Linked DNA regions of Homo sapiens: region 1 is linked to region 2. Evidence: read pairs that join two places in POLR2A ChIA-PET (ENCODE). Cell type or tissue: Panc1. All regions are shown on one strand. Links, peaks and the distances in the headings refer to the core of each region. The heading gives the core; the rest is flanking DNA. Region 1 holds the start of LOC124902503 (a long non-coding RNA gene). Region 2 overlaps VTI1A (vesicle transport through interaction with t-SNAREs 1A).

Region 1 (15,679 bases), core at 4,850-12,849, 190 kb after region 2:
TAATTTTTCCTGCACAAATTTTCAAAAGAGGCCTATATAAGAGAGGTAGAATATCCAGAGATAGATGTACAGAATTATATATTTAAACACAATGTTCACTATGACACATTTGATTACCCTATTCTAAATGAGAGTAATACTTCATTTACCTAAGTGAGTAAAACTGTACTCAGTGATCACCGCTGTACACCAAGAAATGTGCCTTTAATTAGACAAGGTCACCAGATCATAAAATAAACATGAAGAATCAGAAATGTAATGTTTTATATCTCTTCTGGCTTTTAACTTACACATAGTATTTTCTCCTCATTTATTCCTTTGTTTTCTAGTAATAGACTCGTATACAGGAATATGCCCAAACAGTTCCATGAGAAAGAGGTGATGTGTAGAACCAGAGATACATCTGGTTGTGTGGAAGCAAAATCATTAGCAGTTTATGAGTGTATAAGAGTTTCAAGTTATATGAAAGCCCCAAAGAACACTGATTTTCTCATATACTTATTTTAATCCTAGTGTATCTTAGATTCTTTATAGAAACAAGAGAAAGCAAAAATGGAGAGAAAGGTGGAGAGCGAGTTAGAGAGGGGGAAGAAAGAGAAGAATAGGATAGAGAAACAAGGACATAATCATAATTGATTGTGCACTGACTTTGTGTTAGGTGTTGTAACTCTTTACACGTATGAACTTTAACTGTTTACATGTATCTTCCTAATAACCCATGAAGTTGTTACAAGCCCCATTTTGTAAGTCAGGAAAATGGAGCATAAAGAGGTTGGATAACATACCCAAACTAACACAGCTAGTTGATGGAGGCAGCTGAAATGTAAAACCAGGCAGTGTGGCTCCAGAGCACCCACTATGCAAAATTAACAAAACAGATCATAGGGCTCGGTCTCCACTGTCTACTGGGTCACTCGTATCCCCACCCTGTGTTAACCCTCAAACCAAAAGAAAAAAAATGAGTTTATTTCTTAAGCATGTGAATCTGGCACTGACAGCCTCACATCCTAAAAGACAGCACACTGGACACAGGAAAATGCTCAGGGGGAAACAGTGAGCCAGGTGGGCTTAACTAAATTGCTTTCTAAGGGGGATGAGCTCATGAAGGTTTTGTTATTGTTACTGGGTGTTGTCATCTACCAAGAGTAACTGCTCTTCTCCTTTACAGGTAACCAGGCACACAGCCAGGCCTTGTACGCTTGGGTGGGGTGGGGGATGGGGAAGGCATTGGGAGGGAGTGGGTTGCTAAGGTGGATGATGGAAAGCTATTCTTTCTTGTCATTCATTGAGCTGGTCTTGGGATGTAATGCCCCTTTTGACTATCTAAGAAATCTGTGAGCATACCATACAAGGGGAAGAAATTTTGGAAATTCCTAGGATATATTTTGAGATCCAAAGTGTGAAGCACTCAGTTTGAAGTAAAACAGTATTTAGTTCCTATGAGGGAAAAAAACCTACTGGGAAAAATCATGACAACTAAGGAAATCACTATTACTATTACTACTGAAATGGTTAAAAACCAAACAAACAAAACATAAAACAAAATTAAATTAAATAATGACTTTTCTACTCAGGAAAAAAAAGGCAATGAATGTTATTGAAAAACTAAACAAAACCCTTCCTACCTCTGCTATATATCAATGGTCAAGGGCAGCCCCACACCCTCAGGATCAAAAGACTTCTATGGGACAAGTCTTTCTTGAAGGGAACAGGCTCTTATCTCAACACATTGTCAACAAGCTCCCAGTTAGCAATGTCCAACTTCATTTGGGTTTAGCTTGTTATACTCATGCTTGCAATTTCAATGCCACATGGCCCAAACCAGCTTCAACAAGTCAGTTCCCCCGATATGGCTCAGTTATACAGCCAGCATGGTAATACAATTTAGGCAAACGATACAATGAATTACTAGAAGCCTGAAAAGAACCCACTCCATGAATCTCCACAAATCATTTATGAATTCAAAATAAAGTATTATTAACAACAAACACTTCTGACCACAGATAACTAGGTGACACAGAAAATGTTTCAATCATGCACTGGGTTTAAAAAAAATTAAGCAGCACATCTGCTTTAGCAGGCTATTTGGACAATAGTTTCAAGTAGTTCTATGTGACCAAATGCTTTTAAAAAATTGATCTATAAAGGTGTTTCTCTAAAGCTTAGGCTTTCATAAAAAAAATCACCCAAATAAGTGTTTACAAAATTAAAATAAATATTGATGTGAACCAGCTTGAACTCTGCTGTTTTACTGTTTGACATTTTGACCACAATTTCCCAGTGTATGCATCCTTTATAAACATGTTAGTAGCTGCTTCCTAAAGGCTGCCTGATAGTAAAGACTTACAATTCTAAGTCCATCACAATGTCTTATAAATCCATTAGCACCAATATTTGTATATTAAAAACATAATCAATTGTGGCTTCACATTAATTGAGGCATTTCAGAATTTGCTATCAAAAGGCATCAAAACTATTTTAGAGTTTAAGAGGTTTAGATAAACATTTCAAAACATTTAAGGATCAGTCTGAAAGAAAGCTTTGATAAGTCTCTATCTTAATTTTCTGAGCTAGTATTATTTAAGCCCTGGACTGCTTCAGCTGAATTTTGTCTAACTCTTGCATATCAATTGCTCATTTTCAGCAATATCCCGGGTATGCCCCCTGCCATTTGTGGACCTGCCTAAGCAAAAGATTTGATAAAAAAAATTTTTTCATTCGCTCAATAAACAGTAAGTCCCAGGCACTGAGCAAGCAAGGTTGAGGTCAAAGGGTGAATAAAATCTAGCCCCTGCTGTAATTATTCTTAATTAGGAAAGGAATATGTTAGAATTAATGATTTAATTTTCACTTTTGACATTTCTATTGCTCATGTTAACTTTAGAAATGCTCACATTAAAAAGTGCATTCTATAAATGGTGATTTAGAGCAACTGTCATGTGAGGAACTAATGCCTGCATGTTTCAGTTCTTCTCATTTTTAATGGCCATCAACCCCAGCACTCAGAAAAATATGGCTCATACTCCAGCCACATGTTTTCTTCAGAATTTATGGAAATGTATTGTCTTTATCTGTATTTGAATAACCCCAGGCTACTAAGGGACCCTAGTTGTAATCATTCTGCTCTATCAAAATCTAAATCCAATTTCAGATGTGTTTATTTAATTTCCCAATGCCCTTCAGAAAAATTACTCCTAAGAAGGATAAAATGTGGACCATTCTCATTAACTAATAGTGATACCTCAGAGCACATGGCATCCCCCATCCCCTTGTCTTACTAATAAATAGTAATATCTGATACAGAGAATCTTTGTTTCATGATGGAATGAGATGAATTCGTATTACCCATTAATTTAAAGGTCAAGGGTTTTACTGGCCAGTCATGCTTATGAAAGCAAACAGGACAAACCTACTTCCTAGGATGAGGCACGGAACAACTAAGAAAAGTGACTGCATACCACAGTAAATAAAGAGAGTCGACAAGGCATTGGTGCCTGGTTGGCACCAAATTAATTAGACCAGACACATTTACAAAAGATTCCCCATAGAAATAGTCATTTAAATTAAAAAAAAAAAAAGTAAATAATTGATGAGTCAGAATTTTAGCCGAGAACCTTCTTAATATTAGCAAAATTGTTTAGGCATAGCAGATATGCCAACCAGTTTTTATTGAACTTCAATATTTACTGTCATTGGGGTAATATTGACTCTGGTTTCTCTGTGGTCAATATCTTTCTTTAGAAAAGCATCTTGGACTTTTCTGCCTCTGTACCTTTGTTTAAGCAGTTCCTTTCACCCAGAATGCTTTTCCCTTAAGTCCCACATATCAAAATGCTACACATTGTCCAAAATGCGGCCAAAGATGACCTCTCCCACTCCCCACAATGAAGGTTTCCCTAATGCTAGCAACTGGATACAGTGCTCCCTTCTCTGAATCCCCATAAAACTATCCTTGCAACATGATTACAGATGTCAGAGTCTACTACAACTTACACCTGTCAGTCCAACACCGATTGAAATTTGTCTTCTTTACTAGATTGTAAATGCCTTGAGGGCAAGCAAGGGATTGCACTTTCTTCATATTTGCATATTTTAAAGCCTTAGCACTAGGAAGTGCCCATAGCAGATGGAATATTGCAAATGCATATCCATGCTTTAAATGAATGTCTGCAACTAACTGTCTTAATGTAATTCACATCAAACATTAAACATTTGTAAAAATTCATTCATTCGTGATTTTTTGAACATTCACCTTTTGTCAGTCACTGTTTTAGGAGCTAGAGACACAGCAGAGACAAAACAGACCAGACATCACGGACTTTTCATTCTCGTGGGAAGAAAAGACAATAAACCCATAAATATAGACTATAAGGTCAGTTAGTGATAAGTGAAGGGTAAGGTGAAAATGAAAGATGCTATTTTAGACTGGTGGTCAGGAAAGCGCTTTCTGCAGAGGCCACACATGAACGAAGCCAGTGAGCCATGTGCGTATCTGGGAGAAGAAAACAGCAAGTACACAGACCCTGGGGCAAGGGTGTGCTGGGTATTTTAGAGGAGCAAGTAAAGAAGAGTGGTAGAAATTACGGTTGGAGGATAAGTGGTCAGATAATGAAAGGCCTTGTGGACCACGTTAAAGACGAGATTTTATGCTAAATATGATGGGAAGTCATTGGACAGTTTTGATCAGAAGATCCTTGATCTGAGTTATGTTTTCAAAGCATCACATTGGCTGCTAATAAGGATAAAAATGACTATAGTAGGGGCACTCTGGAAGATGGGAGAGGAATTAGGTTGTGGTCACACATCTTTGAGGGAGGGGTGCATTATTCTATGTACCACACATGGTTTTCAAACATTCCGTTTTTCAGATTGTTTTGTGATGTGGTGGTAAATAACTAGGGTCAGATAGCCCTGGATTTAAAACTTGCTTCATCACACACCAGCTGTGAGCCTGCAGATATGGTTCTGAATTTCTCCAAACCTTAGTTTCCAATTCTGTAAAATGAGAATAATAAGTATCTATCTATAACCTAATGAACACATAGCATAATTTATTAAAAAAAATTTACTGAGTTGCCCGGAGTTGGAACGTTATTATTCGTTTTGAGCATAGAAAGTCTCCAGTGGGCTGGGCACTGTGGCTCACGCCTGTAGTCCCAGCACTTTGGGAAGCCGAGGCAAGATCATCCTTGAGCCCAGGGGTTTGAAACCAACCTGGGCAACATACTGAGACCCTGTCTTGACAAAAAATTTAAAAATTAGCTGGACGGAATGGTATGTGCCTGTAGTCCTGGCTACTCAGAAATTTGAGGCAGGAGGATCACTTGAACCTAGGAGTTTGAGGTTGCAGTGAGCCATGATCATGCCACTGCACTCCTGCCTGGAAGACAGGTGAGACTCTGTTTAAAAAAAAGAAAGAAAAAAAGCAAAGCAAATCAAGCAAGGAAAGAAAGTCTCTGGCATTGAAGGCTTTCCATGAAGGCCTTCTCCTTCAGCGCTTATTGGCGGTCCAGTCGTTTGGCATCCACCATGGACTGTTTTGTCCTAATATTTAACTTCTCACATGCATACGCCCTAGCTATGCTCGAAGATCCAAGAGGGCAGTATCTTCCTTAAGCCCTGGTTCCATTTTAAAATCAATAAAAGCAGGTCTGTCCAATTGGCCTGCACCATATCTACCCAACACCACATCCTGGCTGCCTGTGTTTTCTTGCCTACTATGCTCTTAATGCAATCATGGCCCTCCTTGTGGGTTGCTTCCTACCTCACTCTGGCCTTGCAGATCCCCCAATCCTACTCTGCAAGCTGCTTCTTGTTTCGGGCCTTTTGAGGGTTTCAAACATTGGCTTTCCACAGTGGCCCTGGACCTCTGTCTCTCATTTTTCTTTATCAGAGAAGTTTCTGGAAGGTTGACTCTTCCTGTTCTGGGTCCAGACCCTCAAAATACAGTCAAAGACGGACTGGTATGTTTTGGAGAAATGGTGAACGGAGGATTGACTGAATGAAGGAAGGAATAGAGCAGACTCTTACTGCAACTTGGTTTCTTGTTATTATTGAGTCAGATATAACGCAGATTGACTCTCTCCTCTCAAAAATAAACTTGCTGTACAAAAGCAAAGTCGTAGGAAACCGGATAAGCCCAATTCACATATGAATGCATAGCAGGTCTTTCTTTACACACCAGCATTACCAAGGGGGTCTACCACACGTAGAAAATCAATCATGAGTCCAGCTTATTTAAAAGAAAGGGATCTTTTCCATCTGACACCTAATGGCAGCAGCAATAATGCAAAATCAGCTTTAAAAAAATTGGTCCCCATTGTTCTCCATTATTTGGGTCTTTGATGTATCCTACATTATGAACTATCAAAGCAAGGCAATGCATCCAAGGTAGGGAACGCCACTAATGAAGGAAACATTAAAAGGTTATGCTTTCCCCCCATTACTTTTGTCTTCTTTGCAAATGGTTTTAAAGGTCATTTTAAAAATAGCCTGCAAGGCTACAAAGGCCTCTAAATATTTAAATAACACAATGCAGTTTATTTTTACGTAGTGTTCTAAATGCACATCACAAAATGCTTCACAGAAATGTCAGTCAAAGGCTAAAGAGGAGAGAAAGGTACATTTGGAGACTGAACAGAAGGAAAACAATGGTTCAGAAGGAAAGGAAGAGGTCTTTCAATAAATGGTACATAAACTACCTGCATAAGTGAAAACACAACCATACGCTTTAGATAATTAGAGACTTACAAGTGAAAGGGGTTAAGCTGAAGACAGCCAAAAATCAAGGTGCCCAAGAGTTTACTGCAAGAAAACTGACTCAGAATGGTCTTGGATCTTCAAGTGCTAGTCTCATGTTACTCTGAAGAACGAAGCTAGATAAAACTGCTTTTATTTTTTTTGAGCATTTACTATGCACCAGGCCTCATGCTCAGTACTTTCTATGACACCAGGTATCCCTCATAGGTTGTTTCATTCTGTTTTGTTTCTTAAGAGACAAGGTCTCTTGGCCGGGCGCGGTGGCTCATGCCTGTAATCCCAGCACTTTGGGAGGCAGAGGCGGGCGGATCATGAGGTCAGGAGATCGAGACCATCCTGGCTAACGCGGTGAAACCCCGCCTCTACTAAAAATACAAAAAATTAGCCGGGCGTGGTGGCGGGCGCCTGTGGTCCCGGCTACTCGGGAGGCTGAGGCAGGAGAATGGCGTGAACCCGGGAGGCGGAGCTTGCAGTGAGCCGAGGTCGCGCCACTGCACTCCAGCCTGGGCGACAGAGCGAGACTCCGTCTCAAAAAAAAAAAAAAAAAAAAAAGAGACAAGGTCTCACTATGTTGCCCAGGCTGGAGTGCAATGGCTATTCACAGGTGCAATCATAGCTCACTGCAGCCTCAAACTCTTGGGCTCGGCCATAGCTAGGACTATAGGCATGTACCACTGTACCTGGCTTGGTTGAAATTTACTTTGAATGGACAAAGAAAACACAGCCCAGGCCAGGTGTGGTGGCTCACGCCAGTAATCCCAGCTCTTTGGGAGGCTGAGGCAGGCAGATCACCTGCGGTCGGGAGTTCGAGACCAGCCTGACCAACATGGAGAAACCCTGTCTCTACTAAAAATACAAAATTAGCCAGGGGGTGGTGACGCACGCCTGTAATCCCAGTTACTCAGGAGGCTGAGGCAAGAGAATCGCTTGAACCCAGGAGGCGGAGGTGGCGATGAGCCGAGACCGCATCATTGCACTCCAGCCTGGGCAAAAAGAGTGAAATTCTGTCTCAAAAAAACAAACAAACAAAAAACAAACCACAGCCCAAAGAGGTTCCAAAAATTCCCAAAGGTTAGCGTAAGTGGAAATGTCAGGACTCTCTCCCCAGATCTGTTTGATTCTCAAACCTCCAGTTCAAGTTTGCTTCAAAGAATGAGAAGCAGATACCAACCTAATAAGTAAAACACAGAACCATCTGGCATTAGAAGAAAAAATAAGCTTCTTCTGATCTTATGGTATGGAAGGCTTTCCTGAGCATACATTCAAACGAAAAACTAATTTAAAAAGAAAGATTTGACTGTATCAAATTCACATGTCAATACTTCAAGAACAGAAGAAAAAGCTTACCAACAAATTTGAAAAAAGTATACCACAAACTTGACACAAAAGGGTTTAGAAGAGTTCTTATGTAAATAAGGAAGAGAAACATAAACACATCAGCAAAAAATTAACTTTTAATGAAAAAATAAGCAAAAGAATTACAGTTAAGCAATGTAAGAGAAATTATCAGCCTTACTCGTGACAAAGAAATGTAATAAAAAGTACAAGCATACCTTCTGCTCAATGTGAGAGAAGGTTTAGGGAAAGGAAAATTAAACTATGGTAGTGTTTTGGAGGAAAATTTGGTATAATACATTAAAAATCTTGAAAATATTATGTTTTTCAGCCCAGCAATTTTGTTTTTAAAAATTTATCACTAAGAAATAGCCAGAATTTGATGTAAAGAACTATGAATAACTATCCCTACTGCAATATTAGTTAAATAGTTTTAAAAACCCCAAAATGTCCAATAATAGGGGCCTGATCAAATAAGTTTATGGTATACTCATGGGATAAAGCAGTAGACAGCCGTTAATGTTTTTCAAAGCAGAATATTTGGTAAAATAAAAAAGTCTTCATACTATATTAAATTCTAAAAGCAGGCTTTTTTATTATTATATTTTAAGTTTTAGGGTACATGTGCACAATATGCAGGTTAGTTACATATGTATACATGTGCCATGCTGGTGTGCGGCACCCAGTAACCCATCATTTAGCATTAGGTATATCTCCTAATGCTATCCCTCCCCCCTCACTCCACCCCACAACAGTCCCCAGAGTGTGATGTTCCCCTTCCTGTGTCCATGTGTTCTCATTGTTCAATTCCCACCTATGAGTGAGAAAATGCAGTGTTTGGTTTTTTGTCCTTGCGATAGTTTACTGAGAATGATGATTTCCAATTTCATCCATGTCCCTACAAAGGACATGAACCCATCATTTTTTATGGCTGCATAGTATTCCATGGTGTATATCTGCCACATTTTCTTAATCCAGTCTGTCATTGTTGGACATTTGGGTTGGTTCCAAGTCTTTCCTATTGTGAATAGTGCCACAATAAACATACGGGTGCATGTGTCTTTATAGCAGCATGATTTATAGTCCTTTGGGTATATACCCAGTAATGGGATGGCTGGGTCAAATGGTATTTCTAGTTCTAGATCCCTGAGGAATCGCCACACTGACTTCCACAATGGTTGAACTAGTTTACAGTCCTACTAACAGTGTAAAAGTGTTCCTATTTCTCCACATCCTCTCCAGCACCTGTTGTTTCCTGACTTTTTAATGATTGCCATTCTAACTGGTGTGAGATGGTATCTCATTGTGGTTTTGATTTGCATTTCTCTGATGGCCAGTGATAATGAGCATTTTTTCATGTGTCTTTTGGCTGCATAAATATCTTCTTTTGAGAAGTGTCGTTCATGTCCTTTGCCCACTTTTTGATGGGGTTGTTTGTTTTTTTTCTTGTAAATTTGTTTGAGTGCATTGTAGATTCTGGATATTAGCCCTTTGTCAGATGAGTAGGTTGCGAAAATTTTCTCCCATTTTGTAGGTTGCCTGTTCACTCTGATGGTAGTTTCTTTTGCTGTGCAGAAGCTCTTTAATTTAATTAGATCCCATTTGTCAATTTTGGCTTTTGTTGCCATTGCTTTTGGTGTTTTAGACATGAAGTCCTTGCCCATGCCTATGTCCTGAATGGTAATGCCTAGGTTTTCTTCTAGGGTTTTTATGGTTTTAGGTCTAATGTTTAAGTCTTTAATCCATCTTGAATTGATTTTTGTATAAGGTGTAAGGAAGGGACCCAGTTTCAGCTTTCTACATATGGCTAGCCAGTTTTCCCAGCACCATTTATTAAATAGGGAATCCTTTCCCCATTGCTTGTTTTTCTCAGGTTTGTCAAAGATCAGATAGTTGTAGATATGTGGCGTTATTTCTGAGGGCTCTGTTCTGTTCCATTGATCTATATCTCTGTTTTGGTACCAGTACCATGCTGGTTTGGTTACTGTAGCCTTGTAGTATAGTTTGAAGTCAGGTAGGGTGATGCCTCCAGCTTTGTTCTTTTGGCTTAGGATTGACTTGGCGATGCGGGTTCTTTTTTGGTTCCATATGAACTTTAAAGTAGTTTTTTCCAATTCTGTGAAGAAAGTCATTGGTAGCTTGATGGGGATGGCATTGAATCTATAAATTACCTTGGGCAGTATGGCCATTTTCACGATGTTGATTCTTCCTACCCATGAGCATGGAATGTTCTTCCATTTCTTTGTATCCTCTTTTATTTCATTGAGCAGTGGTTTGTAGTTCTCCTTGAAGAGGTCCTTCACGTCCCTTGTAAGTTGGATTCCTAGGTATTTTATTCTCTTTGAAGCAATTGTGAATGGGAGTTCACTCATGATTTGGCTCTGTTTGTCTGTTATTGGTGTATAAGAATGCTTGTGATTTTTGTACATTGATTTTGTATCCTGAGACTTTGCTGAAGTTGCTTATCAGCTTAAGGAGATTTTGGGCTGAGACAATGGGGTTTTCTAGATATACAATCATGTCGTCTGTGAACAGTGACAATTTGACTTCCTCTTTTCCTAATTGAATACCCTTTATTTCCTTCTCCTAAAGCAGGCTTTTAAAAAAGGATCCATATTAAAACTTCCGGGGTTATGAGCTCAAATGTTTAGAGGATGATAACAAGTGCACGGTGTGAAGTGACCAAGTTTAAAAGATGGAGACCGGCCGGGCGCAGTGGCTCACGCCTGTAATCCCAGCACTTTGGGAGGCCGAGGCGGATCACAAGGTCAGGCAATCGAGACCATCCTGGCTAACACAGTGAAACCCCGACTCTACTAAAAATACAAAAAAAATTAGCCGGGCATGGTGGCAGGCTCCTGTAGTCCCAGCTGCTCGGGAGGCTGAGGAAGGAGAATGGCGGGAACCCGGGAGACAGAGCTTGCAGTGAGCTGAGATAGCGCCACTGCACTCCAGCCTGGGTGACAGAGCGAGACTCCGTCTCAAAATAATAATAATAAAAAAAAAATTAGCCGGGCGTGGTGGCGGGCACCTGTAGTCCTAGCTACTCAGGAGACTGAGGCAGGAGAATGGCGTGAGCCCGGGAGGCGAAGCTTGCAGTGAGCCGAGATTGTGGCGCTGCACTCCAGCCTGAGTGACAGAGCAAGACTCCGTCTCAAAAAAAATAAAAAAAATAAAAAAAAGATGGAGACCACATATCCTGAATAAACGAGTTCACACATACACAGCCTGCTAGCCTATGACGCCTGGTATTTACCAAAAAATGTTTAGACTGGTTGGTGGTTGATGGGATTATGAGTAATTTTTGATTTTTTTCTGTGTGCTTTTCTATTTTCCCTAAACTTTCCATATGAAAAAGAACCCCTTATTTTTATAATCAGAAAAATTCCAATGAATGTTATGAGATGGGAAAAAAGAGGCAATCACCTCGAGCTGGCTTTTCGTCAGAACTACTGACACCCACATGCTCTGAAGAGGTTTTTTCTGTGCTATTTGCAGAGCCCTCCCTGAGGAAGGGGATTTCACTGCCTTCACTTCATAATCCTATCTTTTCACCACGAACTCAGAAAATACACCAAAAACACAAAGCAGTTGTTCACAGTCTTCAGAAATAGCTGGGAAGCTTTAAAAAATATTGATGCCTACACCCGACCATTGGAGATTCTGACTCAATCGGCCTGGCATGGGGCCCCTGCACCAGTCATTTTTAAAAGTTCCTAAGCTCATTCTAATGTTGAGCGAGGGTTGAAAACTACTGGTCTAACCTAAACTTTTCAGAATGCAGTTTAATTTCACTTCTCACTGCTTTCTTTAGGAAGATGGGAGAGGAGATCATCCTCGCTTTTGGTATAAGATGACTGCATCTAGTTTTAGTATCTATTTGAAAGTATTACTCTGCATTCTCTCCTTTAAACTGAATAATCTCAATTGTTCCTTTCCTTCTTCAGACACCACACAGTCCTGCATTCAATAAACGCTCCTGATTATAGTCTTCACAGCACCATATCACTTTCCTTCATGGAACGTAACACAAGTCTAATTGTAGGTTTATCCACAGGATTCACTCGGTTAACACCTTCCTTTCTTCCTGTGGACTGAAAGATCCATTCAACTAAGAGTAACATCCAGTTTTATTTGCCATATATCCTCATAATTTGCTGATTGTGTAAATGTATATGGGCACCTTGTCTAACCATTTTTTTAGGTTCTCTGAGGATGACATATATTCCAAATGCAACATTTATAGAATTGGGCACCTACTGTGTGCAAAGTACTATGTCAAATAATATGTGGATGTAAATCAAAGCACGGATAGATCAAGTGCTGTGATTTGGTCAGGGAGAGATGAATGCAAATAGGTAAACTGATATGGAGTCTAATGAAGATGCACCATTGCGGAGGCAGAAACTCAATGGCATCAACAGATGCAGGAGTGATTTTTCTGATTGGGGCTTTCCCAGAAGCCTTTATGGAGGAGAGGTCCTTTGAGGTAAGCCTTGGAGGATGAACAGATGATGACTGTTAGCAATGGTGGGGGAAGGGCATTTTGGATCCATGTCTTCATTTCTTGTTGTTGCTGTAACAGATGACCAAAAGCTCGGTGGCTTAAAACAGTACATATTTATGATCTCACAGTTCTTTAGGTGAGAAGTCTGGTGGGCACTGCTGCTTCCTCTGCTCTGGGTCTCACAAGGCCAAGATCAAGGTGTTGCCCAGGCTGTGTTCATTTCCAGTGGTTGTGGGGATGTATCCATTTCCAAACTCCTTCTGGTTACTGGCTGAACTTGTTCCTTGTGATTGTAGGACTGGGGTCTTGGTTTCCCTGCTGCTTGTCAGCCAGCGAACTCTCTTGGCCCCTTACACTGTCTACCTTCCACGTCACATTGTCCCTTTACTTTTAGACCAGAGACGACATATTTGGTCCTTCTCACGTTCAAATCTCTGCATCTACCCTTTCTGCTGAATCTCTTCTGCCTCCAACACAGAAAGTTTTCTGCTTTAAAGGGCTAACATGATTGGATTAGGCCCACTGGTTAATTGAGGAAATCTCCTAACTTCAGGTCTGTTACTTTAATTACATCTGCAAACTTCCTTTTGGCATGTAATGTAAAGTATTCACAGATTACAGGGATTAAGGCATGGACATATTTGGAAGGGGACCCTTCTGCCCACCAAGTCAGGTAATCTGCAGGATGATCAGTATAATACAGTTGGGAATATAGCGAAGGAGCTTAAGGGCCTTGAACACCAGCCTGAGATGTCCAGATTTTACCTTGCCATAAGGAAAGGGTAAAGACCTTGAGAAGTTAAATTTCAGTATAAAACAATTAAACAGTACACAATTGTTTAAGTAAAGTATCTCTTCTTCGTTTTGTGTGTGTGTGTGTGTGTGAGACGGAGTCTCACTCTGTCACCCAGGCTGGAGTGCAGTGGTGCGATCTCTGCTCACTGCAAGCTCCGCCTCCTGGGTTAATGCCATTCTCCTGCTTCAGCCTTCCGAGTAGCTGGGACTACAGGCACCTGCCACCACACCCGGCTAATTTTTTGTATTGTTAGTAGAGACAGGGTTTCACCGTGTTAGCCAAGATGGTCTTGATCTCCTGACCTCATGATCCGCCTGCCTCGGCCTCTCAAAGTGCTGGGATTACAGGCGTGAGCCACCACGCCCGGTCAACAGTATCTCTTCTAACATAAACCTGAGTACCCAACAGAGAGGCTGAATTCCTGAGCTTTGCTTGCTCAGCTCCTGCCAATGCTGCCCAGAATGGAAATATCGTAGCTGAAGCTATTTCTTTCTTTCTCTTTTTTTTGAGACAGAGTCTCGCTCTGTTGACCAGGCTGGAGTGCAGTGATGCAATCTCGGCTCACTGCAACCTCTGCCTCCTGCGTTCAAGCGATTCTCTTGCCTAAGCCTCCGGAGTAGCTGGGGTTATAGGCATGTGCCATCATGCCCAGCTAATTTTTGTATGTTTTGTACAGACAGGATTTTGCCATGTTTGCCAGGCTGGTCTCAAACTCCTGGCCTCAAGTAATCTGCCCGCCTTGGCCTTCCAAAGTGCTGGGATTACAGATGTGAGCCACCATGCCTGGCCATATTTCTTTCTTGAGTTGTGGTTATCTCACTATACATTAATTATTATCTTGGGCATATACCTTCTGTTCTCGTTTCCAATCTCTGGGCTAATGAAATAAATAAATTTATTTTATTTTTATTAATATTATTATTGTTTAGACAGGGTCTCGCTCTGTCACCCATGCTGGAGTGCAGTGGCGTGACCACAGCTCACTGTAGCCTCGACCTCCTAGGCTCAAACAATCCTCCCACCTCAGCCTCCTGAGTAGCTGGGATTATAGGCATGCATGCCACCATGTCTGGAAAATTTTAAGAAGGGGTCTCACCATGTTGGCTAGGCTAATCTTGAACTCCTGGGCTCAAGGGATCCTCCCACCTCAGCCTCCCAAATTGCTGGGATTGCAAGTGTAAGTCACTGTGCCCAGCCTGCAATAAATAAATTTATACATCTCTTTCCCACATACACAAACATATATAGAGAGGATATTCTATCTGCCCATCTGTCTGTCTGTCTGTCTATCTATCTATCTATACATTCATCCATACAACCAATACTCCACTTTCTTCTTTATAACATTCTCTGATTCACTAAGTATACATTTTCATTATCATCTCTGAGTAATAAAATTTTCTTAATATCAACTAAACTTTTGAGTAGCTACCAACTTCCACCTCTAGGTCCTAGCTAGGACTCAAAATATCCCTAATAGAGATCAGGGTAAAAACATCTGGGTAGAAGAGTAAACCATGTTCAGTTACTGAGTTCATCTTCTGAGTACAAAAATATTGTGTCATGAAAACGAGAAATCTGCACTTAAATAGCACCCTAACATTAAGGTTTGGCCCTTCAAACCCTATACAAATTAAATCTATAAAAAGGAAGAAAACTATAAATCATCAACTTTAAGGAAATGCACATTGCAATTCCCATGAAATAAATTCAGGCTTTCTTAACATAAAATATTCTCTCTTCTGACTTAATTCTTGTGCATGCAGTAATAATTTCCTCATCAAGAACTCAGATTCTGATGTCAGACTGCTGGTTTAAATCCCTGTTCTACCATTTTCTAGTAGCATTACTTCAGCAAACAACTAAGCTCTCTGTGGTCTCTTCACTATAAATGGGGACAATAAAAATACCTACCCCAGAGGGTTGCAGAGAAGACTTAATACATGTAGAGCACTTGCAACCGTGTCACACACAGTGCATGCTCAACAATTAGCTATTATCATTACTATTATTTTTTAGCTATGTCAGATGTTATTCTTTAGAATTCATATCCCCTCCTTTTTTCCCCTGTATTAGTTCGTTTTCACGTGGCTGATAAAGACATACCCAAGACTGGGCAATTTACAAAAGAAAGAGCTTTACTGGACTTACAGTTCCATGTGGCTGGGTGGAACTTACAGTTCCACGATCATGGTGGAAGGTGAAAGGCACGTCTCACATAGCAGTGGCAAGAGAGAGAATGAGAGCCAAGTGAAACGGGTTTCCCTTAATCCAATCATCAG
Region 2 (15,679 bases), core at 2,965-10,964:
ACATATATAAATGTAAAACAGAAATCGGAAAGATATACATTGAAATGTAAATAATGATTGTGTCTAGGCGTTGGGATCATAATTTTAATTTTTTATTTATTATTTTATTTTATTATTATTTTTTAGAGGCAGAGTCTCACTCTGTTGCCCAGGCTGGAGTGCAACAGCGTGATTATAGCTCATTGCAACCTCAACCTCCTGGGCTCAAGCAGTCCTCCCACCTCAGCCTCCTGAGTAGCTGGGACCACAGGCATGCATGACCACACCTGGCTAATTTATTTTTTGTAGCAATGGGGTCTTACTCTACTGTCCAGGCCGGTCTCGAACTCCTGGCCTCAAGTGATCTTCCCACCTAGCCTCCCACAGTGCTGGGATTACAGGCATGAGCCAATGCGCCTGGCCAGGATCATGATTTTTTAAAAATCTCTGATTTTTTGAATTTTACAATTTTTTTTTGCATTTTGCATTTTGATTTGAATTTTGCAAATTTTGGGGTAATAAATATGTACTGTTTCTATAATCAGAAAATATGATCCAGCCCCCTCTTCCCCACAGTACAAAAACATCACCTTTTTCCTTGAATAAAACTGTAAAATAAATTCTGAGCTTTGTGGTTGTTTGAGTTCTGGTGAAATAAAAGTTTATGTGGAATACATTTAGAACTTAAAAAGTGAGGGGTGAGGGGTGTGGGCACTTCATCTTCTTTATGCAGGTCAGACTCAGTCGGTTGAGGGCTTTTGCCGACACAGCTTGACTGCAAACCATCAGAGGTCAAGAAGCAGGAGGGTACACAGTGCACCTGGAGAGAAAAACCTCATGCCTGCAACTGCAATGATGTCGTAAAACATCAGCACCTAGTCTGATTCTAGAACAATCTGATGGTTTGCCTGATGGCCTTAGAAGCAGAGCCGTGCCTCCTATCGGAGCACACAATCAGGAGCATAGCAGAAAAGCGCCACCCTGTTTGTAAAAACAAGGCCCAGTTCAGAGTTCAAGCAGTGCCACCAAGGAAGCTATTTTTAAGTATCTAATTGCGTTTGTAGCATCTGGCATTTTGCACACTTCATTTTTATGACTTCAGCATGATACATGTTCCACAAGACAAACAAACAAAAGAGAGATTAAGTGTGGTACATTGGAGTCATGTTGAATATTCCCAGTATAGAAACATTATAATATGCCCTAGAGATTATTCCAGGGCCAAGTAAAACATTACCCAATGTATAGAACCTTGGAATGGGGAATACTTAGCAGTGCAGGAGAACGGGAATTTACTTCATTTATTAGGCCAGTATACAGCCTCAGATGCTAACATGCACTGATAGGAAATGCCAACATTTCAACTTGAATCAAGGCCAGAGCCCATAACATCGACACTTTGCCTTTCAGCAAAGGATCACAAACAGCACAAATCTGGGTTTCTTGTACTAATTGGGGAGGTTTTCTAATTTGCTTATGATATCTGCCTCATGTCGAGCTAATCTTCCTCCGGTTACCTCCTAACGCTGTCTGAAATAATCCGCTTACTCCTGGTCTGTCCGCAGCACTTTATATCAAATAACACTGGCTTCCTTAACACAGCCACGGCAAAAGGCAGCCTCAGCCCCAGCCCTGTGCTTCCACTTCACCGAGTGTGCGACAATTACTGCAGATGCCTGTAACAGAGCCAGGCGAGGCAAGGAACAAGAGTGCATCACAGGCTTTTGAGTCAGTGAGACTGATGATGAAATATGTGCTAAACAGCACCAATTAACAACTGAAAGCATAATCTGATCAGCATTTTGAAAAGACTGAGACGTAACTTTGCTTTCTCAGACAGGCAGGCAAAATATTTCAGGGTGTTGAGCAGCCTACGTAATTATCACCATCAACATCCAAACTCAGTTCAAAAAAACTTTTTTTCTAAATACAGTCCCCACCTTTCCCCTCTTTTAAAAGGCTCATGTAAACATTCACTGACACAGCCAGGAGGCTTCATTGATACGGGCTGGCAATACCACTTCAGTAGTATCATTGCCGTATCTTGACTCGGTTTTTATGAGTCAGATTTTTGAAGAGTTCTGGGGAAGGAAATGTTTTAATTTTCATAAAGGAGAATCACTCAAAATTCCAATGCTCATAAAACGTGCCCTAGGTGTGTGTGTAGGGGTGATTATGTCAACAAACAATAGCAGCATTGGGCTGGAGAGCTCATTTGGGGAAGAGTGTGGTACTAAGGTGAGAGCCAGGCTCGGGTCCCAGGTGGGCTGCTGGGCTGTGTGACCTCAGGCAGAGCACTTTCTGCTTCTGGGCCCCCATTTCCTGATCTGCAAAGCATGAGACGTTGGGACACGTAAGGACTGGGGGACTTCTAAGACTCCTTCTAACACTAAGAGTCTACAGGTTTTGTTTGTTTGTTTTGAGATGGATTCTCTTGCACTGTCGCCCAGGCTGGAGTATAGTGGTACAATCTCGGCTCACTGCAACCTCTGCCTCCCGGGTTCACATGATTCTCCTGCCTCAGCCTCCTGAGTAGCTGGGATTATAGGTGCACACCACCACATCCAGCTAATTTTTTCTACGTTTAGTAGAGACGGGATTTCACTATGTTGGCCAGACTGGTCTCAAACTCCTGACATTGTGATACGCCTGCCTCAGCCTTCCAAAGTGCTGGGATTACAGGCGTGAGCCATCGTGCCTGGCCGAGTCCACAGTTTTTAATTGAAAGGTTCTTATTCCTTTCCTATAAATGTGTCTATTCTAACTACGCAATCCCAGCATCTCTTTTCCCCTGCTATGCAACACAACATATTTGAAAGTGTTTCCCTCACATTTTAGGAGGCTACTGAAGCAAAAAAAAAAAAGTTATATTGTTTAATCTTACTTTACAGGAGTTTGCTTTTTTATTAGAGAACAGACTCAGAACAGTGATCAGTGTAAGTTATACGTACCCAAAGTGAGGGGGTGCTGTGGGGGGAAGAAAAAAGGAGGCTGCCTTCAAGCACCTTGTGGAAATGTATAAAACAAGCAACGAGATAGTCCTTTGCCAAACACTGTCATAAATTTTTTATTTGGCAGCTAACATTCTCACTGGTTTTCTTGGCAGCAATTGGGACCTTTAGCAAGAAAGGTGCAGAAGAAAAATACCTTGTTTAGAGATGTTTTCAACACTTTCTGGGATTTTTCAGAACTTCTGCCTGCAGCACATATTTACAACTATAGTCTCCAATCACCTGATGAGTGGGTGGTGGGGTTTAAACTTTCTTCTTTTTTAAAAAAAGAATATATAGAGAGAAAGTGAACAAGCAGTGCTACCCCCCTCTGGCCTTTTGCTGAGCGTGTCTTTCTTATTTTTTGTGGTAGGCATTTCTGATATCCAAGTGGTTAGTCTTCTCTGTCTAGACAAAAAACTGAAAATAATATCAGAATGTACCTTTTGTTGCGCCTGATACTATCTATATTGTATTCCCAGATGACAGAGATAAATGAAAGTGAAACAACCTGATGACTAGGGCATTTTTCTTCAACAGTTCCGCCAAAAACAGGTCCCACCTGTTGCCTTTGGGTCAGCTAATGGGCCAAGAGCTGCCTGGATTCAAAGCTCATGTGAGCACATGCAGACGGGATCCTGGCAGTTACACCCTGATGGTGGAAGGAATGAAACAAGAGCATGCAGAGCTGGTCATTGCCATATTGGAGAACCTCAAGCACCAAATGCCCTTTGAGGAGGGGTCTTTGGGATTCTGGGAAGTAGAGGCCCAAATCCGCAAAGATGAGGTCTTTCATTGCAAGGGTATCCTAAACACTTTCTACAAACACATTCTACAGACCAGCAAAAATCCTCCTACCAGGGGACTTCCAGCTATGAGCGAAGAGGTCGGCAAATTCACAAAACAAGTATAAAACTGGAGAATGCACCAAAAAAAAAAAAAACGTCTTTTAGTGATCTGGATGACGACCAAAGGCAAAAAACAAGTTGAGAAGTGCTTATTCATAGAAAACTGGCAGAATTTTGGGTAAGAACAACCCCACCTCACCCCTTAGCTTAGTTGGCTAGAATGATGGTTTTACCAGGGTGGGGCTGCCAGAAGAGGCTGACTTGATTTGGAGCAGAGGGCAAAACCCAGGCCTAGCAGCATTGTCAATAAAAGTAGCAAACTCGGTAGGTAATGAATGGTGAAAACCCACACCTCTGCTAGCCTAAAGTTACAGTCCTAGTTGGGGCGGGTAACAGGCCAACCAAAAATGTGATGGGGAGATCCTGGAAATGAAAGAGCCACAGAAGTGCTAGATAAGCTCTCTATGCATCTCTTATGGAGTGGGAAAGTATATATATGTGCTGGGAAGACCTGAGAGACACCAGTGAGAAGCCAAAGCCAAGGCAAGCTTGGGAACTGGCTGAACTTTGAATGTGCTCTGCAACCCACACACAGATCACTGCAGAGGATGTAAGCCTTATGGGTTGGAGGTTTTTGAATACAATCTCTGCCCAGTCATTGGCTGACCACTAAGCTATGCACACAAAGGGGCAACCCCTAGGAAACCAGCCTCATAAAATAAAGATAAGACTTGAGGAAAAGAAAAAAGCAACAACTGAGTAGACTGCAGCGGAGACAGATTCTAGAGACTACATTCAGAAAAGCTACTTAAAAATACTAGACTCTTGTGTTGCTACAATATATTATCTAAAATGTCCTATTTTCAACAAAAAAATGACATGATAACAACCACCAAAAAAAAAAAAAGGAAAGAAAAAAAGGTGTGATCTATATATTCAGGGGAAAAAAGCAGTCAATAGAAACTGACTCTGAGTGGATCTGATGTTAGATTTAGCAGACTCCCAAGCAGCTATTAGAAATATGTTCAAAGAATTGAAGAAAATTATGCTTAAAGAATTAGAAGAAATTATGATGACAATGCCTCAACAAAGAAGAAATCTCAACAGAGAAAGAGAAATTATAAAAAAGAGCCAAACGGAAATTCTACAGTTGAATATACAGTAAATGAAATGAAGAGGAATTATGAACTCGAAAATCTGTCTAAAGAAATTATCCAATCTGAAGAAGAAAAAGGAAAAAAGACTGATGAAAAATGAACAGGGAGGGCTTCAGAGACCTGTGTGACAATATCAAGCATACCAACATATGTGTAATGGGAATCCAAGAAGAAGAGGAGAGAGAGTAGCAGATAAATATGTTGGTAGAAATGATGGCTGACAGCTAAACTCTTGAAAATAGCAAGACAAAAATGACTCATCATGCACAGGCAAATAACAAATATGATTAATGGCTGACTTCTCATCAGAAACAATGGAAGAGAAGACAGTGGAATGACATATTCTAAGTGTCAAAAAGGGTGAGGTGGGGGACTTATCAACCAAGAATTCTATATCTAGCAATACTATCCACTAAAAGTGAAGGTGACATAAAGACTTTTCTAGATAAACAAAGAATAAGAGAATTTTTTTTAGTAGACTTGCTGTACAAGAAATACTAAATAAAGTCCTTCAGGCTGAAAGAAATTATGCCAGATGGTAATTCAAATCCACGGAAGGAAATAAGAACACTGGAAATGGTAAATATGTAGGCAAATATAAAAGACTGTATAAATATATATATTTTTCTTCCCTTAATTTCTTTAAAAACCATTAGATTGCACAGCACTCACTATAATTTTGTATTGTTGGGTTTATATCATGTGTAGATATGATAATCATAGTCATATCTATACGTAACAAAGGAAGAGGGAGGAAATTGGTTATATTGGAATAACACTGCTATATTTTATTAGAATTAAGTCAGTATCAACCTGAAGTAGTTCATGAAAAGTTACAAGATACAATTCCTAGAGCAAAGACTGAGAACATTTAAAAATGTAATAAAAAAAATCAATATGTGAATTAAAATGGCATACAAAAATATCTATTTTTAAAAAGGAGGCAGAAAAGCAGAAACAGGAACAAAAAGACATAAGGAATATAGAAAACAAATAGCAAAATGGCAGACATAAATTCAACAGGACTAAAAAAAATCACATGTTAAATGTTAATGGACTAAATGTTAACATGTACATGTTAAAGGACTAAACACTCCAGTCAAACAGCAGAGATTGTTAGACTGGATATAAAAGACCCAACTTTATCCTGTCTGTAAGAGACACATTTCAGGTTAAAAAGCACATAGAGGGTGAAAGTTAAAAGGTGAAAAAATATATGCAAACAGTAACTATAAGGAGCTAGAGTGTCTATATTAATATCAGACACATGGCTTTTAAGACAAATAGTCTTAGGAACAAAAAAGGATGTTTCACAAATATAAGACAATCAATGTATTGAGGAGATACAATGATGATAAACATACACACACCTAATAACTAAGTCTTGAAAAACGTGAAGCAAAAACTGATAAACAAAAGGAGAAGAGAAAGTTCAACAATTATACTCAGAGATTTCACCACCCTATTCTCAATAACTGATAGAATAACTAGACAGGAAATCAGTAAGGCTATAGAAGACTAAGTAGACTAGATATAGAAATCAACATTTATAGAACATACATAGACCATACATAGGCCATAAAACAAGTCTCAATAATTTATTATTAAATAATAATTTATTATTAAAAATATTGAAATAATAAAAAATATGTTCTCTAATCACAAGACTAAATTATAAATCAATAATAGAAAGTAATTTGGTGGCCAGGCGCGGTGGCTCATGCCTGTAATCCAGCACTTTGGGAGGCCGAGGCAGGTGGATCACTTGAGGTCAGGAGTTCAAGGCCAGCCTGGCCAATATGGTGAAACCCCGTCTCTACTAAAAATACAAAAATTAGCTGGGTGTGGTGTCATGTGACTGTAATCCCAGCTACTTGGGAGGCTGAGGCAAGAGAATCGCTTGAACACAGGAGGTGGAGGTTGCAATGAGACAAGATTGTGCCACTGCACTCCAGCCTGGGCATCAGTGCGAGACTCTGTCTCAAAAAAAAAAAAAAAAAAAAAGAAAAGAAAAAAGAAAAAAGAAACTAATTTGGTAAGTCCTAAGTATTAGATAATTGAGTAACACATTTCTAAAGAATGCATGAATCAAAGAAAAAAATCACAACAAAAATTTAATGAATGGAAACCAAACCATAATTATCACTATTTGAAGGATGCAATTTAAGCAGAGCTTAGAGAGAAATTTATCTGCCTAGTTAGGGAAAAAGGAAAGGTCTCAAGTCAATGATCTAAGCTACCACATTAAGAAAGAGCAAATTAAGCCCAACACAAGCAATAAAAAGGAGTAAGGGTTAGAGCAGAAATTAATACAATAGAAAGTAGAAAATAATAGAGAAAAATCAATGAAACCAGAAGTTGGCTCAAAAAGATCAACAAAACTGATAAACTTTTAGCTAGAATGACCAAGAAAAAAGGGAAGAAGATACAAATGACCAATATCAGGAATGAAAGAAGAACATCACTACTTAACAAAAATTAAAGGATTACAAGGGAATATTCTGAACAGTGTTATGCAAACAAGTCAGATAATTTAGGTAGAATGGACAAATGCATAGAAATATACACATTACCAAAACTGACTCAAGAAAACATAGAATACCTGAATAGACCTATAACAAGCAAGTAAGTTGGATTAGTAATTTAAAATCTTCCCACAAAGAAAAGCCCAGGACCAGATGGCTTAAATAATGAATTACATCACAATTTATGAAAGAAATAATACTGTTCCTACACAAATCCTCTTAGAAAATAATGGAGAGACTATGCCAACTTGTTCTATGAGGGCCGTATCACCCGGATAAAAAAGTTAAACAAAAATATTACAAGAAATATTCTTCATAAACACAGACACCAAAATTCTTATCAAACTGAATCCTATAACATATTAATAAAGTTTAGATATCATGACCAAGTGGGACTTATCCCAGAAATGCAAGGTTGATTTAACATCTGAAAATCAATTAATGTGACACATGACATTGATAGAATCAAGAACAAAAATCACATAATCATTTCATTAGAGAAAAAACACTTGGCAAAATGTAACACCTACTCATGATAGAAACTCTCGACAAACTTGGAATAAAAGGAGACTTTTTCAACTCAATAAAGAGCATCTATGAAAAATTTACAGCGAATATCATACTTAAGGGTGAAAGACTGAAGGCTTTCTTTCTGATTGGGGATAGGGCAAAAATGTCTGCTCTTACCACTTCTGTCCAAAATTGTATTGGAGCTTCTAGCCAGTGCAATCTGGCATTTAAAAATTACAAGTAAAAGGCACCCAGATTGGAAAGGAAGAAGGAAAATTGTTGTCATTCACAACTGACGTGATTCTGTATGTATAAAATCCTAAGAGATCGACAAAATACTACTAGGACTAATACACAAATTTAGCAAGGTCACAAGATGAGAATATACAAAAATCAAGTGTATTGCTATAGCCACAAATAGTCTGCAAATGAAATTAAGAAAACAATGTAATTCACAATAGCATCAAAAAAGAATGCAAAACTTAGAAACAACTTTAACAAAATGAGACCTGTACCGTGAAATCTATAAACATAGCTTTAAAAAGTAAAGATCTAAATAAATGAGGAACAATTCCATTCATGAATTGGATGATTCAACATTGTTAAGATGACAACTCAATGCAATCCTTATTAAAATGTCAGCAAGCATTTTTTTTTGGGGGGGCGGTGAAAATGAAATGGGAATTCTTAAATGTATATGTAAATGAAACAACTAGAACTAGAATGTATAAAAATGAGTTTGAAAAAGAAGAACAAAGTTGGAAGACTTATACCACCTGACTTCAAACTTACTATGAAGCTACTGTAATCAAGACGGTGTAGTCTGGGTGTAAGGAAGACACAGTTCAATGGAACAAAACAGACAACAGACATTCCAGAAATAAACATTTATATTTACAGTCAATTTTTGACAAAGGATCCAAGGCAATTTAATAGAGAAATTGGGTACCCATATTTAACAAAATGAACATAGACCATAACCTTACACTATACACAAAAATTTAAATGGAACACATACCTAAATGTAAAGGCTAAACTATAAAACTTCTAGAAGAAAACATAGAAGTAAAATTTTCTAACCTTGGGACAGGCAAAGATTTTTAGGTAAACCACTACAAGCATGATCCATAAAATTAAAAATTGATAAATTTTTATCAAAATTAACAGCTTTTGCTTTTCAAAATTCCCCATTAAGAAAATAAAAAGACAAGCCATAGAGTGGGGAAAAATATTTGCAAATCATATATCCAAAAAAAGGTGTGTACAGACAAGTATAAAAATAAAGCCCCTCTATGGCTTTGTAGCAGAGTCTTACAAGCTCCAGAGCTGCCTTTGTTGGGGAGGGGCTTCTCTGCATTGCCTCTGGTCATTCCTCTGACAAGGATTCTGAAGGAATGGCTGCCTTCAGGAAGGCTCCTGGGGAGCCCAGTGAGCCCCTTGCTCCCATCTACAGGCTTCATGGACCTCTGCCCCCACTTCCTTCCCTTTCCCACCATTCTGGGGTCCTGCTCAGCTACACCACTGGCATGTGTGGGAAAACATTACTGGCTGTGCTTATATTCAGGGGCATGGAGGTCTTTTTCTGTATAAGTTTACAGTAGAGAACAATGAAAAGACTAAAATCCACAGCCAACGGGGGCCAAGGGATCTGCCTACATCTTGAGTTTTGCCATGATGTGAAAACACATGGCTTCAGAGTGTAACATGAACAACCCTGAGATCTCTCCAGGGTGGAATCTGTGTTTTCAGCTATGCAGAAATACGTACGATGGACCTTTTAAAAAGTCAGTGGGAGGGTGTGTTAAATGAAAATCAAGATAACCTTTCTTAGGCATGCTTTCCCCATATACTCCAAATTTTTTTCGTTTTGACTAGCATAACAGTTGGAGAAATGCCTTAAAACAGGGGAAGTATCTATTTTTCTCCAACCTCACTTGAATTGGGCACTCTGGGATGAAGGGGAGGTTTGCCGTTTGTAGACAAGAATGAAGCCTTTTGTGAACAGGCTAAGTACACCACTGACTTGCTTTAAAAAGTGTCAAAGGCTATTTCTGGAAAACGTGTGGTTGACTGTGCCACATTGAAACACTGACTTATCGCCCAATTTAGCGTTAAAACATTAGAACTTACAATTAGGACTACTCTGTTTACTCCAAATGAGTTTGTCAACATGCTGCAAATATATTTATGTTATCATAATAAAAGCAAGAAATAGGCAGGAGTGGTTTCTCACTGCTGAAGGCCACACTGAACAGCACTTCAGAACACTGAAATTTGAGCTGCCCTATCATATAGGCAATTTCTTTTCCCCTCGAAAAGCAGATGCTGGGTGTAGCTATATTAGTGCATAATAGGTTTATTCTCATTCACAAAACAGGAATTACTTTATGGCTCCAAAGTAAAACTAGTGTAAGGAATATACCGGCAGATTTGCTACAGATGTGGTCTCTGACACGTACACACGGGGAATCTGCTATTAATCACGTTAAGATTTGAACGTTATAAAGTACAAGGCAGACATGCGTTAAGTTCAAGGTCTGAACTGATAAAAAAACACGAGAAGAGAAAAAAAGATTAGTGTGCCTGTGCCCATCATTTGTGTTTAAATGTTCTGCTTTAAAAGATATTATTCATCCTTTTCCTTGTCCTCACCCCATTTTGCTTCAAGGTTGGTCTGCCTTTTATTTCTTTCCTTTCACTCTGACACAGATGACAGTTCTCGGGAGAAGGCGGCCCTTCGGCTGTCCTTCTTGCTTGTTGGAGTAGGACAGGAATGTGCTTGTTCGGCATTTGTTCAGGAGTGCCTAGACTCCCCGGACTCTGGGGACCGGGAGAGCCAGCAGCACATGCTGGAATCGGCTCAGCACCCAGGCCCTGCAGGCCTTTGTCACCACCTGCCTCCAGGGTTAAGGTGGCCACGGTAATTATGCCAAGGCCATGCATTACTCTGACAAAGTAATCCATCAAATTATGTCTCATAATTTCAATTCTCCCTTCGAATTTTCCTTACCTCCAAAGCCAGCTGGATATTATATTACTGAAGCTGTTGAAAAGGTAGAACACTAGCCATGAAGCCAAAGGCCACGGCAACTATGCAATGCATAAATTTTTATTGTTTGCTCAGTATTGAAATCTCATTAGGGTCCATAATTCATCTGAACACCGTGAACATTTACATCTGTTGATCATGAGAACCTAGAAGGAATGTACACCTTTAGCTAACTTGTTTTCAGAGGAGGCAGTGTGTGTGTGTGTGTGTGTGTGTGCACGTGCACGCGGGCATGCACATACAACTCATATGTTTTTAGCCCTTGAACAGCTGTGGTTTAAATATCCCTTACCCAAACCAATTTCCAACCTGAATTTAAATATCCCAAAGTTGTTTTCATTTGGTAGCTTTCAGACAAAGACTCAGTTCTCTTCAAGTCCGCTTAATCAATGTTGGAAAATTCCACTCATTGTACATTGGCCATAATGCAGCTCTGCTGTGTTAATTACATCAGAATTATCCCAAAGATTACACACCTTTCATTCAATGTATATATGTTTTTGTCTTCACTTAATTATGGCTTCAGAATCAACTTGAGAGAGGAAATGTAACTGTGACTGTTTCTGGGTCCCAGGGATATCCAGATTCGTGTCTACTTTTTTTGGTGTGTGTGTGTGTTATTTGAACATCTTTCCTACCAAGTTCTGCACTTTCGATCTGATGGTATTTTCATTTATGAGGCTCTTACCAGTTCCACGAACACTACAGTTTGAGTTATAATCACTGAATCACAAAATCGAAATTAGAAGGGGAAGGGACCTTCAGGGCCACCTAGCCAGGCCAGCCCTCTTCCAAGCTGGAATCCCCCCCAGTAACACCCCCTGACAAGTGGTCCTTCAGGAATGTATCCATTTTTGGAATGAACTATGGCAGCAGCTGAAAGGCTCTTAGCAAACACTCCCTAGCAGTTCAGGGCAGAGATGAAGAATGCTGTGTCCGATGAGAAGTCTGCAGGGAGTTTAGGTAGACCAAATGTAATTACCCAGACTGGCATCTGGCTAGGGCACCAGCTCGAACAGCCCCACTATAATTCCAGCTGATGGCAGTGACACCTTCTGATGAGAGTCTTGTCAACTACAAGCTGCTCTTTAGCCAGACTTCACTAATATGCCGCGACGGGAAAGATCGGATACAGATGTTTTCACTCAGAAGGCCTTGGAAACGCTAAGGTCCTATCTTCTCCTCAAGGAGAAAGAGCATGCGCTTCCACGCCGAAAAAGACGCCAAAGGGCCTTCACGCAGGGCCTGGCCTGATCCAAGCGTCATTGCAACATCCTTTTCCAGTGTGGCCTCCAAGTCGGCGTGAGGTTTTAGTGTTCCACTCTCAGTGCTGCTTTGAAAGCCCCAGCATGCAACTGGCGACAGCCAGTGAAATGGCCCTGGACACACAGAGTCCAGCAAGCGCTCTGATGAGGTCTGTGGGAAATGATCTGGTTCCATTCTGGGGGTACAGTGATGAGTAAAATTAGGTCCCTGTCCTCACAGAGCTTCTAGGCCTTAACAAAATCACATGTACATAATATAGAGTTTTAAACTGTGGTAATCGCTACAAAGGAAGCAGATATGATACTATGAGCATCTAGAAGAGGGGACTTGTGTCAGTCGAAGGGTCTTCTAGGAAAGGAGATGCTGGAAGGAGTTAGGTGTGCAAGAGGTTTCCTGGGGGTAATACCTGTAGCAGATAAATGGAGGAGGAGGCAGAATTGGGCAGGAAGAGCCTCGGACCACAGTGCAGAGCTGACAAAGTCTCATTTATTTACTTTTTAGACAGAGTCTCACTCTGTCGCCCAGGCTGGAGTGCAGTGGTGCAGTCTTGGCTCACTGCAAGCTCCGCCTCCTGGGTTCAAGCGATTCTCCTGCCTCAGCCTCCCGAGTAGCTGGGACTATGAGTGTGCACCTATGAGTGTGCACCATCACACCCCACTAATTTTTGTTTTTTTAGTAGAGGCGGGGTTTCACCATGTTGGCCAGGCTGGTCTCAAACTCCTGACCTCAAGTGATCCACCCGCCTCAGCCTCCCAAAGTGCTGGGATCACAGGTGTGAGCCACCGCTCCTGGCCAGGACTGACAAAGTCTTAACCAACCCAGTGATGAGCTCTGGAGCCAAGACAGCCCCGTAGAGGAATCCCACCTCAGGCAGAAACTGCCTAGCTTCAGGACCACACACTGTGCCTAGTCAATGACTGGGGGCCGCCTGGGAAGAGTGTGGCCTAGCTCTGATGCTGACATGGGTCTCTGAGGGTACCAACACCTGGGGCAGACTGCATGCCTGAAAGGTTGACAGCTGCATCTCTGTAGCTGCTGTAGGACTGAGCTTTTCTAGAGGCCCAGAGAGGGTGTCCCAAAGGTGGTAATGATGTTGAATTAAGATCTGGGCCGGGCGCGGTGGCTCATGCCTGTAATCCCAGCACTCTGGGAGGCCGAGGCGGGTAGACTGCCTGAGCTCAGGAGTTTGTGACCAGCCTGGGTAACATGGTGAAACCCCGCCTCTACTAAACTACAAAAAATTACCCGGCCATGGCGGTGTGCACCTGTAGTCCCAGCTACTTGGGAGGCTGAGGCAGGAGAATTGCTTAAACCTGGGAGGCGGAGGTTGCAGTGAGCCGAGATCAGCCTGGGCAACAGAGCGAGACTTCGTCAAAAAATATATATATATATTCTGAAGAATGCGCTAGGTTAAAAACTGAAGTGGGAGGGGTGAGTGGGAATGAGAAAGGGATTCCAGGCAGGTGGCACAGCATGTGCAAAGGCCCTTTATCTGTAGAGGAACACTGGGGTGCCCGGGGAGGAAAAAGCCAGGAGGAGAATGATGGGAGGGAGGCGAGCTGAAGAGGAAACAGAGGCGGAATCGTGCCAGCCTGTGGACCATAGTAAGGATTTTGGTTCTATCAGCCATGTGGCTTTGAGAAAGCCACATACTAATTTTACTGATATTTAGTTTCCTAATCTATAAAATGGGAACAACAATGCATACTCGATAAGGTTAACACACGGGTTAAATCAGATTATGCATATTGAGCTCTGACTCTAGTTCCCGGGACATGAGACAGCACATGGTTAATTATTATAATAATTTTAGAAAACCTCCACTGGAAACGCCTTCTGCAAGAAGCAAAGGAGAAAAATGGGCTTATTTTTACATTTTGTTTTCAAAGGCTTAAAAGTTTGATTCTGAAATAATGTGCCTGATTTGAGCAAACTCCAAGTGAAATTGCTCAATGCCTTTTCCACCAAGATCATGGTGCTACCACATTTTCAATTATTAAAATTCTAGGCATATAGGTAGGTTATTATTTTATTTATTTATTTATTTATTTATTTATTTATTTATTTATTTATTTATTTTTAGAGACAGGGTCTTGCTCTGTCTCCCAGGCTGGAGTGCAGCAGTGTGATCATAGCTTACTGCAACCTTGAACTCCTGGGCTCAAACGATCCTCCTAGCAGGGATTACAGGCACATGCCACCATATTGGGCTAATTTTTGCTTTTTTTTTTTTTTTTTTTAAGAGACAAGGTCCTGCTATGTTGCCCAGACTGGTCTCGAATGCCTGGCCTCAAGTGATCCTCCCAAAGTGCTGGGATTACAGGTGTGAGCTGTAATCTGCCATACAACTAAGTTTAGAATTAAACAATCTCAGTAACTCAGAACTGAGTAAGTAACAAATAGCTTGTAACAGAAAAATAATCTGTGAGAAACCTAAAGAACAAGGAAGTTCTCAGCCTCAACAGCACATTGTAAATGGAGGAATGTGGCTATAAAGAGCATGAGAGCTTCTATTTAATAATAACGTTGAAAAATAATTTCTTCTCTCGCCAATCTCACCTGTTTATGGGAGTAATCCTTCAGATGCCTATTTTCCGATTATTCTAATCCATAAAATGCCAGAAACAAGAAAATACAAAATGAGGAAAAACATATGTTGATTGGAGATGCTGAAACAGATTTGACTGCCAAAGAAACTTTGTACCGAGATGGTCATTTTTTTGAATAGTGGGATGAGCATGTGCTAACAGAGCAAAGACATTCTCTAAATTCAAGTCCAGATGATCTGAAATAGCTGAACATAAGCCCAGCGCCTACACCTTTGGCATGAGTATATAAAAGCTTAGAATAACCTGACCCATAGCTGAAAAAGAGAGGACAATCTCTCTTATGTAGATATGTTCACAACAAACTTATTTTATGGGTAACAGTTTAAGAAATCACTGTTTACTCCAGCTTGCTTATCTCTGTGTCAAAATCTAGTCTCCTCTTAAAAAGATAAAGCTGGCAGCCACTGTTTTACAAGCTCACACACCACTTCCTTTGACTTCTTAGCGTCTAGTAAATACATGAAGCTATTATTTTCAGCTGCTTATCCCCATGTTTATTCCATCCAAGTTGATTCTGACTCCTTCTGACCCTTAAAGAGTGCAGAAGACTGAAAATATCTGGCCTCTACTCTTGGAAATCTCAAGATGAAATATTGGTAATATCACTCAAAAGAACTGGAAGTATGTGTACCCTTTGGTATTTCTTTCTCTCGTTCCTTTTCAAGCTGCGATAAAGCAAACGTGAGATTTCCACAGCCACCTAAACAGAAACATCTTTGAGAATTTGAAAGTATTCAACAAATCCA

The links. ChIA-PET counts read pairs that join two places held together with the same protein. Peaks named below come from ENCODE experiments on the same cell type or tissue, not always from the same donor. Only the 100,000 strongest peaks of a DNase experiment are listed, where the experiment ranks them.
Region 1: POLR2A ChIA-PET joins it to region 2 with 13 read pairs; 4 of 35 experiments call an interaction of 5 or more read pairs at or near these places.

Annotation. Positions count from the first base shown.
Region 1 is chr10:112,589,326-112,605,004 of GRCh38, reverse strand. The region is part of intron 5 of VTI1A (vesicle transport through interaction with t-SNAREs 1A); the gene reads right to left. LOC124902503 (a long non-coding RNA gene) reads right to left here and starts at 7,044. Exons shown (of 2, transcript XR_007062292.1): 1 at 1-7,044. In Panc1, for the core only: no CTCF peak of the experiment used is centred there; no DNase peak of the experiment used is centred there.
Region 2 is chr10:112,778,998-112,794,676 of GRCh38, reverse strand. All of the region lies in intron 7 of VTI1A (vesicle transport through interaction with t-SNAREs 1A), which reads right to left. Among named protein-coding and RNA genes, the nearest start is that of LINC02935, 100 kb to the left of the region's middle. In Panc1, for the core only: no CTCF peak of the experiment used is centred there; no DNase peak of the experiment used is centred there; H3K27ac peaks cover 3,806 bases.